Linked DNA regions of Homo sapiens: region 2 is linked to region 1. The links are chromatin contacts, found by Hi-C or POLR2A ChIA-PET in ENCODE. All regions are on one chromosome and are shown on one strand. The core of a region is the stretch at or near the end of the contact, and the rest is flanking DNA. Distances in the headings are between cores, read along the strand shown. Region 1 holds the start of OIP5-AS1 (OIP5 antisense RNA 1). Region 2 overlaps CHP1 (calcineurin like EF-hand protein 1).

Region 1 (4,237 bases), core at 1,738-4,237:
ACAAGCCAGCAAAGCTCTTTCACCAGATGTAGACTGTAGCCCTGCTGCCTTCCCTCCAGCGAGTCTGCCAGCATGCTTCTTCATCCTTTTTATATGTTCTTTGCTTCCTACTTCCCTGTCTTCCAACATACTGTTCACTTACTCTGGCAGTCTTTCTGCTTTTCATTAAGCCTCAAAATCTCCTCTGTTCTACTTGGCACCACAAGCTATGTCCTATATATGTATTTCTGACTTGGCAGGATAGTTCAGGGGTCTGGCAGTTTTTATTTACCTTCATTATTAAATGGGCCTCTGGGATGTTGCCTCTTCAGGAGCTTTTTGGTAATCAATACTTCTCTCAGAAGTATGAGACCATCCTCTGCACTCTGCTCTGTCATCAAAGGCTGCTGGGTGGAGATACCCTTTTTGAAAGGTGGCCTTGGTGAGAGGTATGGAGCCAAGTCTTCTAGGTTGCTTGCCCACATCACTCTATCTCTGGCCTCTGATTCTCAACTTTGTACCTGTGTGGCTCCTCTTGTTAGTGCAATGTTGACTGTTGAAAAAGCAGCAGTATGCTTACAGGTTTGCTTAGTTTGGGGACACCGTTACCACCAGAATGGCTGCTCTGACAATATGCCTAGGGACTTTCTCATGGCTTTTATTTAATAAGGAGGCTGGGCACCCTATAAAGCCTCATGCATTCACACCTTTGCAGCATGGTTTATGCCTCAGTGTTATGTGCACTGGAATGTTTTCCACTTCACATTTCCAAGTAGAAATATTAGTGTTACGGAAGTGCCTAATATCCCAGTCCAAATTTTTTTTTTTTTTTTTTTTTTTTTTTGAGACAGAGTCTTGCTCTGTCACCCAGGCTGGAGTGCAGTGGTGCGATCGCTCACTGCAACCTCAGCCTCCTGGATTTAAGTGATTCTCCTGCCTCAGCCTCCCAAGTAGCTGGGATTACAGGTGTGCACCACCATGCCCGGCTAATTTTTTGTATTTTTAGTGGAGACAGGGTTTCACCATGTTGGCCAGGCTGGTCTCGAACTCCTGACCTCGTGATCCGCCTGCCTCAGCCTCCCAAAGTGCTGGGATTACAGGTGTGAGCCACCACGCCTGGCCCCAGTCCAAAATATTTAAAGATTGTTTCCTTAGTGTCTTGAAGTTTTGCACAAAATTCTTTTTTTTGAGATGGAGTCTCACTCTGTCACCCAGGCTGGAGTGCAGTGGCGTGATCTTGGCTCACTGCAACCTCTGCCTCCTGGGTTCAAGCAATTCTCCCACCTCAGCCTCCCAAGTAGCTGGGATTACAGACGTGTGCCACCATACCTGGGTAATTTTTGCATTTTTAGTGGAGAGGGAGTTTCACCATGTTGGCCAGGTTGGTCTTGAACTCCTGACCTCAGGTGATCCTCCTGCCTCGGCCTCCCAAAGTGCTGGGATTACAGGCATGAGCCACCGTGCTCAGCCGCAAAATTCTTTATGAATTTTACACTTGGCAAATGTTAATGACGGAAGCCATAGTCTGCTCCTAATACATGTCCAAAGCATTGACTGTTGTGTCATTAGCTGCCTGGTTACATTAGCTCCCTGGCTTCTTGTTTAGACCACTGCTAATCCCTTAAAAACAAGAGGTCTGGCACTAGTAGCACAACCTAAGGTGGCATTACAGATCTTTGAGCGAGCCACAGCAACTTTTCTGCCAAGTCAGCTTAGTTTAGACTTCAGTGAATCAGGCTATTGCTATCCTAATGTATGTCTCTATGAGTGTATTTAGCCACACATCTGCCCTTGGTTGACTTTCTGACTCATTGCTTGCTTGCTTGTTTCCTTGCTTTGGAAAACTATTGAAGATTGCTAAAAAATACCACTGCAAAGTGATGGAAAAGGGTGGAGAACAGGGGAGTAGCCAGGCTGGATGGCTCAAATATAAATGAATGAGGAATTCTTTATGAAGTATCAGTCAGATTTTATGATTAAGTGATGTAATATAGGAATTATGTAAAAGGGAAGAATGTCTGATACTGATCTATTAGAGAGGTACTTTAGAGGCTTCTTGATTGGCATAAAGTTCCTAAGGTTATAGATTTTCCCCCCTTTTGGCTGTATAGCAAAGTGTTTTAATCCACGGTTGTGCCTTATTGTTCCATTAAAATTGTATCTTCGATCCATCAATAAATACTTGTGGTTGAAACAAAATAACTTTTGTCCATTTTACAAGAATTTTATGTAACTTAGTCCCTTCAAGTTTGAAATCACAGTGTCTCCCTTACTCAAGTTTATGTCTGTACGGTCAGCTGCAGTCTACTCTGCTGCTGCCTGGATATATGAAGTGGAAACATTCATCGAGGGGCCAGCACTTTTGGCTTCGACATGGTTTTGTCAGCCGTGGCCACTTCCCATTCATTCCAGCTAAGACGCAATTTCTATTCTTGACTCCCTGACTCCTTAAATGTAGAAAAAGCCTAAAAATCCAGTATATGTCCATTCCTTAAATTGCCCACCTCCTCATTCATGTGCAGCCTCAGCGGTGACATACTCTGGTTTTACATGGCTTTTTCTTTGCATTTCTTTTTTGAGATGGAGTCTCACTCTTGCCCAGGCTGGAGTGTAATGGCACAGTCTTGGCTCACTGCAACCTCCGCCTCCCAGGTTCAAGCAATTCTCCTGCCTCAGCCTCCTGAGTAGCTGGGATTACAGGCACGTGCCACCACACCTGGCTAATTTTTGTATTTTTGGTAGAGATTGGGGTTTCACCATGTTGGCCAGGCTGGTCTTGAACTCCTGACCTCAGCTGATCCACCCGCCTCAGCCTCCCAAAGTGCTGGGATTACAGCCACCGTGCCAGGCCAGGAATCTGCATTTCTAAGAATCCACCCAGATGACAGCCCTCTTGGTGTTTGGCAAGCACAGTGGACCTACACTGCCTACGCTGGGCCTCGCTTGTCATAACCCCGAAGAGGAGCCACCCCACGTATACCCTCCCTGCTGTCACGTGTCCGTGTGAAGAGACCACCAAACAGGCTTTGTGTGAACAACAAGCCTGTTTATTTCACCTGGGTGCAGGTGGGATGAGTCGGAAAAGAGAGTTCAGCAAAGGGTGGTGGATTATCATTAGTTCTTACAGGTTTTGGGATAGGCGGTGGAGTTAGGAGCAATGTTTTGTGGGCAGGGGGTGGATCTCACAAAGTACATTCTCAAGGGTGGGGAGAATTACAAAGAACCTTCTTAAGGGTGGGGAGATTACAAAGTACATTGATCAGTTAGGGTGGGGCAGAAACAAATCACAATGGTGAATGTCATCAGTTAAGGCTATTTTCACTTCTTTGTGGATCTTCAGTTGCTTCAGGCCATCTGGATGTATACGTGCAGGTCACAGGGGATATGATGGCTTAGCTTGGGCTCAGAGGCCTGACACCTGCCCCTCTGGGAAATGATGCAGAAGAAAGGATGCCCTACAGTTGGGTGTAGCAAACAACAAAACTGCCAGTTACAGCAGGTTTCCTCTATGCAGGAGGGCCTTCAGAAAAGTGACGAATCCTTCTCTCCTGTATTGACCAAAGCTGTAAACAGCCGGACAACGTTTGGGCCCTTTAAGAGTCAAAGACAGAGACAAACTGGAAGCATTAAATTTTTTCCCTAGGTGTTGTGCTACCCCTGGATTAAAAGCCTGGGCGCGGTGGCTCATGCCTGTAATCCCAGCACTTCGGGAGACCGAGGCGGGTGGATCACCTGAGGTCAGGAGTTCGACACCAGTCTGGCCAACGTAGTGAAATCTCGTCTCTACTAAAAATACAAAAATTAGCTGGGTGTGGTGGCATGCGCCTGTAGTCCCAGCTACTTGAGGGGCTGAGGCAGGAGAATCGTTTAAACCCGGGAGGCGGAGGTTGCAGTGAGTCAAGATCGCGCCACTGCACTCCAGCTTGGGCGACAGTGAGAGACTCTGTCTCAAAAAACAAAACAAAACAAAAACCCTCGGGCCTGAGAATGAAATTATTAGTACTACAGTTTAACCTAACAGTGGCTTAAAATAGTCACGCGGCCTAGCCACACTATCTTACCACGTGGTACAGCTTCTACGGCGGAAATTTTACATTCTTAATAATTGAATTACAAAAGCATTTCTCCCTGTTACCTCAATTCTGGGACCCAATCCGGATCGAAAGAGTGGGGCGAGTGCTATTGATTGACGTGCATTCCAACCAACCTACGACGCAAGGAGAGCGCGCGCGAGCAAGACGATGCCCAATAAACACTC
Region 2 (4,237 bases), core at 513-3,012, 33 kb before region 1:
TCCATGCTGGCAATATTTTTTTTTTTTTTGTAAGAGACAGGGTCGCACTCTGTCTCCTAGGCTGGAGTGTAATGGCACCATCACAGCTCACTGCAACCTCAACCTCCTGGGCTCAGACAGTTCTCCCACCTCAGCTGCCCAAGTAGCTAGGACTACAGGCATGCATCACTATGCCTGGCTAATTTTTTTTTCTTTTTACTTTTAGCAAAAAAGCAAAAAAGCGCACATTATGTGGTACAATGGAATAGTTTCTTCTAGGTATTCAAGGTAGCTTGGTGCTTCTCCTGTTATTTTTATTTTATTTTCATTTTTTGTGGAGACACAGTCTCACCTTGTTGCCCATGCTGGTCTCAAACTCCTGGGCTCCATCAGTCCTCCCGCCATGGCCTCCCAAAGTACTGGGATTATAGGCATAAGCCACTGTACCTGGCCTGAAAGCTCTAGGTCTTAAACCTGTTCTTTGATCTCTATCATGGTGTGGATTGAAATATAAGAAAGGTTGGGCGAGGAGACTCATGCCTGTAATCCCAGCACTTTGGGAGGCTGAGGTGAGAGGATTCCTTGAGGCCCGGAGTCTCAAGACCAGCCTGAGCAACATAGTGAAACCCCGTCTCTACAAAAAATAAAAATAAATGAGAGAAGCACCAAGCTACCTTGAATACCTAGAAGAAATTAGCCAATTGTACCACATAATGTGCCACATAGTAAACGAGTAATATATTTTATGTAAATCGTTTTGTCAGACCCACCCACTACTGGGATTTCACTCTGGCTGTGCCTCCTGACAATTATCTTCTTAGCCTGTGGCCATCCGATTAAATTGTCTTCCCCTTCTCTCAGCCCTCTCCTCTTCTACCCCCTCTAGCCTTAGAAATGAGTTGGCCTAACTGGGAACTCTTCTCTAGTAGAATGATCCAGTTCTCTCCAGCCTTTGTTGCCAAACTCAGCTTAAGGCCTGTCTTGATGTTTCCAGGACCCATCAGAGTGCTCATCCGAATACAAGTGGCTTCCAATCTTTTGTTACCTGGAACAGCTTCCACCTTCTTTTTTTGGTTTTTGTTTTTGAGACAGGGTCTGACTCTATTGCCCAGGCTTGATTGCAGTGGCACCATCACGGCTCACTGTAGCCTCCCACCTCAGCCTCCTGAGTAGCTGGGACTACAGGCACGTGTCACTGCCTGGCTAACTTTTGTATTTTTTGTAGAGAGGAGGTCTCGCCATGTTCCCCATGACTGGTCTCGAACTCCTGAACTCAAACCATCTGCCTGCCTCAGTCTCCCAAAGTGCTGGGACTACAGATGTGTGCCACCATGCCTGGCCTTCACCTTCTTTTTTTTTTTTTTTTTTTTTTTTTTTTGAGATGGAGTCTCGCTCTGTCGTCCAGGCTGGAGTGCAGTGGCACGATCTCGGCTCACTGCAACCTCCGCCTCCCGGGTTCATGCCATTCTCATGCCTCAGCCAACCGAGTAGCTGGGACTACAGGTGCCCGCCACCACACCCAGCTAATTTTTTGTATTTTTAGTAGAGACGGGGTTTCACTGTGTTAGCCAGGATGGTTTTGATCTCCTGACCTTGTGATCCACCTGCCTTGGCCTCCCAAAGTGCTAAGATTACAGGCGTAAGCCACTGCGCCCGGCCTCGCCTTCACCTTAAGAAGGCAGTTGTAGTTATTAGGAGAAAGATTTTCACTTCAACAATTTTTTTTTTTTTTTTTTACTTTCCTCTTTCAAGGTGCTCCATGTCTGGGCCTGAAGCCAAATTCTGCAGAGTGAGAGGCTACAGTGTACAGTCTGGGGCATTCTGCATTCCTTTGTAGTGATCAGCTCCAGTGGAACATAAGGCAGAACTGTGGAAGGCTTTGGTTAGAATGGAGCTTCTTCAGAGTGCTTTCAGAGACTCACTCCGAAGCATGCTTTATAGAACAGTCATTCCTTGGTCTATCAATAGGTGTTATGTTAAAAAAAAAAAAAAAAAGCAAAAAGTTATTGACTAAAATTTGTGAAAACCTTGGTCAACAAGGTTAAATAGGCTACCTAATTACTAGATTTCACCACATCTTTAATTTACCTGGGTGAATTGGGAACATTCAAGGGAGAAGTGTTTGCCAAATTGATTTGCAATTTCCCTGTCTGCCTTTTTACATGGACCATCTCTTCAGATTGATATTTCACGGAATATAAATATACACTGTAACCTTATAAACCTTACTTTCTTCAGATGCCATTATTTTGGGTAAGATATTTCTACCATTGCCATAGAGATTGTTTTTTCTAAAAAGGCAGCTTAGGCCAGGCGCAGTGGCTCATGCCTGTAATCCCAGCACTTTGGGAGGCCGAGGCAGGGGAATCGCTTGAACCCGGGAGGCGGAGGTTGCAGTGAGCCAAGATCATGCCATTGCACTCCAGCCTGGGCAGTAAGAGTGAAATTCCATCTCAAAAATAAATAAATAATAAATAAATAAATAATAAAGAGGAGGAGAAGAAATAATTTTTAAAATAGGAACAAAATCCAGGTGAGGTTTCTTACCAAAAAAAAAAAAAAGGAACAGAAGCAAACTTCCCAGCTAAAGGGCCCATTTTTAGTCTAAGAAGGTTCACCTAATGCTGAACAATGAATAATAAAGAATACTTCACAATAAGATATATATAGATGAAATTTCAGAATATCAAGAGGAGATATTTAAGACTTTCTTTCTTTCTTTCTTTTTTTTTTTTTGAGACAGAGTCTCGCTCTGTCACCAGGCTGGAGTGCAGAGGCACAATCTCGGCTCACTGCAGCCAAGTTCACCGCTTCCGGGTTCAAGTGATTCTCCTGCCTCAGCCTCCAGAGTAGCTGCAATTATAGGCGTGCACTACCACGCCCAGTGAATTTTTTTATTTTTAGTAGAGACGGGTTTCACCATGTTGGCCAGGATGGTCTCGATCTCTTGACCTTGTGACCCACCCACCTCAGCCTCCCAAAGTGCTAGGATTACAGGTGTGAGCCACTGTGCCTGGCCCAGAGGATGTTTTTAAAGCAAACTTTATTGAAGTATAACATACAGAAAAGTGCACAAATCAAAAGCATTGGACATGATAAATTTTCACCAAGGGAAGACTATCCAGCCTCCAGATGAAGAAACTGATTATTACCAATACCCAGAAGCTTCCCTTATGCTCCTTTTGTCTTTACCTGCTCCCCTCCCCAAAGGGTAATCATTATCCTGCCTTGTAACTCCATAGATTACATCAGAACAAAGAATATTTAAAGAAGAGAAACCATCTTTGTGTTCAGATACTGACCAGGCTCTTACCTTAACCTGACCTGCAAAAGACCACTTTAGGACCCCTGGGGTCCCCAACCTCTGGGTTGCAGACCAGTACCAGTCTGTGGCCAGTTAGGAACCGGGCTACACAGCAGGAGGTGAACAGAATGCAAGTGAGCATTATCACCTGAGCACCGCCTCCGGTCAGATCAGTGGCGGCACTAGATTCTCATAGGAACAGAAACCCTATTGTGAACTGCCCATGTGAGGGATCTAGACTGAGTGCTCCTTATGAGAATCTAATGCCTGCTGATCTGAGGTTGAACAGTGTCATCCTGAAACTATCCTGTCTACCCCCAGGAGAAAAATTATTTTCCATAAAACTGGTCCCTGGTCCCAAAAAGGCTGGGGATCGCTGCCAGCTGCCTTTTTTTTTTTTTTTTTAATTAGAGACAGGGTTTCCCTATGTTGCCCAGGCTGGTCTCGGACTCCTGGGTTGGGATTACAGGCACATGCCACTATGCCTGGCTTATTTTGTATTTTTAATAGAGACAGGGTTTCTCCATATTGGTCAGGCTGGTCTCAAACTCCTGACCTCAGGCGATCTGCCCACCTTGGCCTCCCAAAGTGCTGGGATTATAGGCGTCAACCACCACGCCTGGCCATCTTATCCATTTAATTTAAAAATACTGATTAAGTGCTTTAGCTAATGGAAATTTTTGTCATTTCAGTGTTAATAAATATGTTGTACCATATGCTTAACCTCTCATACTACTTAAAATGGAAAGCTGTATTTTCTTTTCTTTTTTTTTTTTGAGACAGAGTCTCGCTCTGTTGCCCAGGCTGGAGTGGTACAATCTTGGCTGACTGCAACCTCCGCCTCCCGGGTTCAAGCAGTTCTCTGCCTCAGCCTCCCAAGTAGCTGGGATTACAGGCACCCGCCACCACGCCCGTCTGATTTTTGTATTTTTAGTAGAGACGGGGTTTTACCAT

What was found. Hi-C counts contacts between places; a loop is a spot of excess contacts on that map. ChIA-PET counts read pairs that join two places held with the same protein, here RNA polymerase II (POLR2A). Pooled maps may share reads with other maps.
Region 2: a pooled map of heart left ventricle shows a loop between it and region 1 (2.0-fold over the local background). The contact joins the enhancer-like site here to the promoter of OIP5-AS1 in region 1. A Hi-C loop is called at or near these places in 2 of 168 maps with a recorded cell type or tissue (B cell and HepG2), 1 of 37 single-sample maps with no recorded cell type and 3 of 50 pooled maps. POLR2A ChIA-PET finds 5 or more read pairs at or near these places in 19 of 52 experiments (A549, BJ, Caco-2 and 15 more).

The regions. Positions count from the first base shown.
Region 1 is chr15:41,279,710-41,283,946 of GRCh38, forward strand. OIP5-AS1 (OIP5 antisense RNA 1) reads left to right here and starts at 2,988. Exons shown (of 5, transcript NR_152821.1): 1 at 2,988-3,009. It overlaps CHP1 (calcineurin like EF-hand protein 1), which reads left to right. Exons shown (of 7, transcript NM_007236.5): 7 at 1-2,178. RefSeq lists an enhancer at 3,176-3,917.
Region 2 is chr15:41,248,134-41,252,370 of GRCh38, forward strand. All of the region lies in intron 2 of CHP1 (calcineurin like EF-hand protein 1), which reads left to right. Among named protein-coding and RNA genes, the nearest start is that of CHP1, 19 kb to the left of the region's middle. RefSeq lists a silencer at 764-964. Within about 2 kb of position 1,763, at least 10 of the 41 ENCODE cell types and tissues checked have a DNase peak (open chromatin) inside an H3K27ac peak, as active enhancers do; they include HCT116 and PC-9, where a contact is called at or near this core.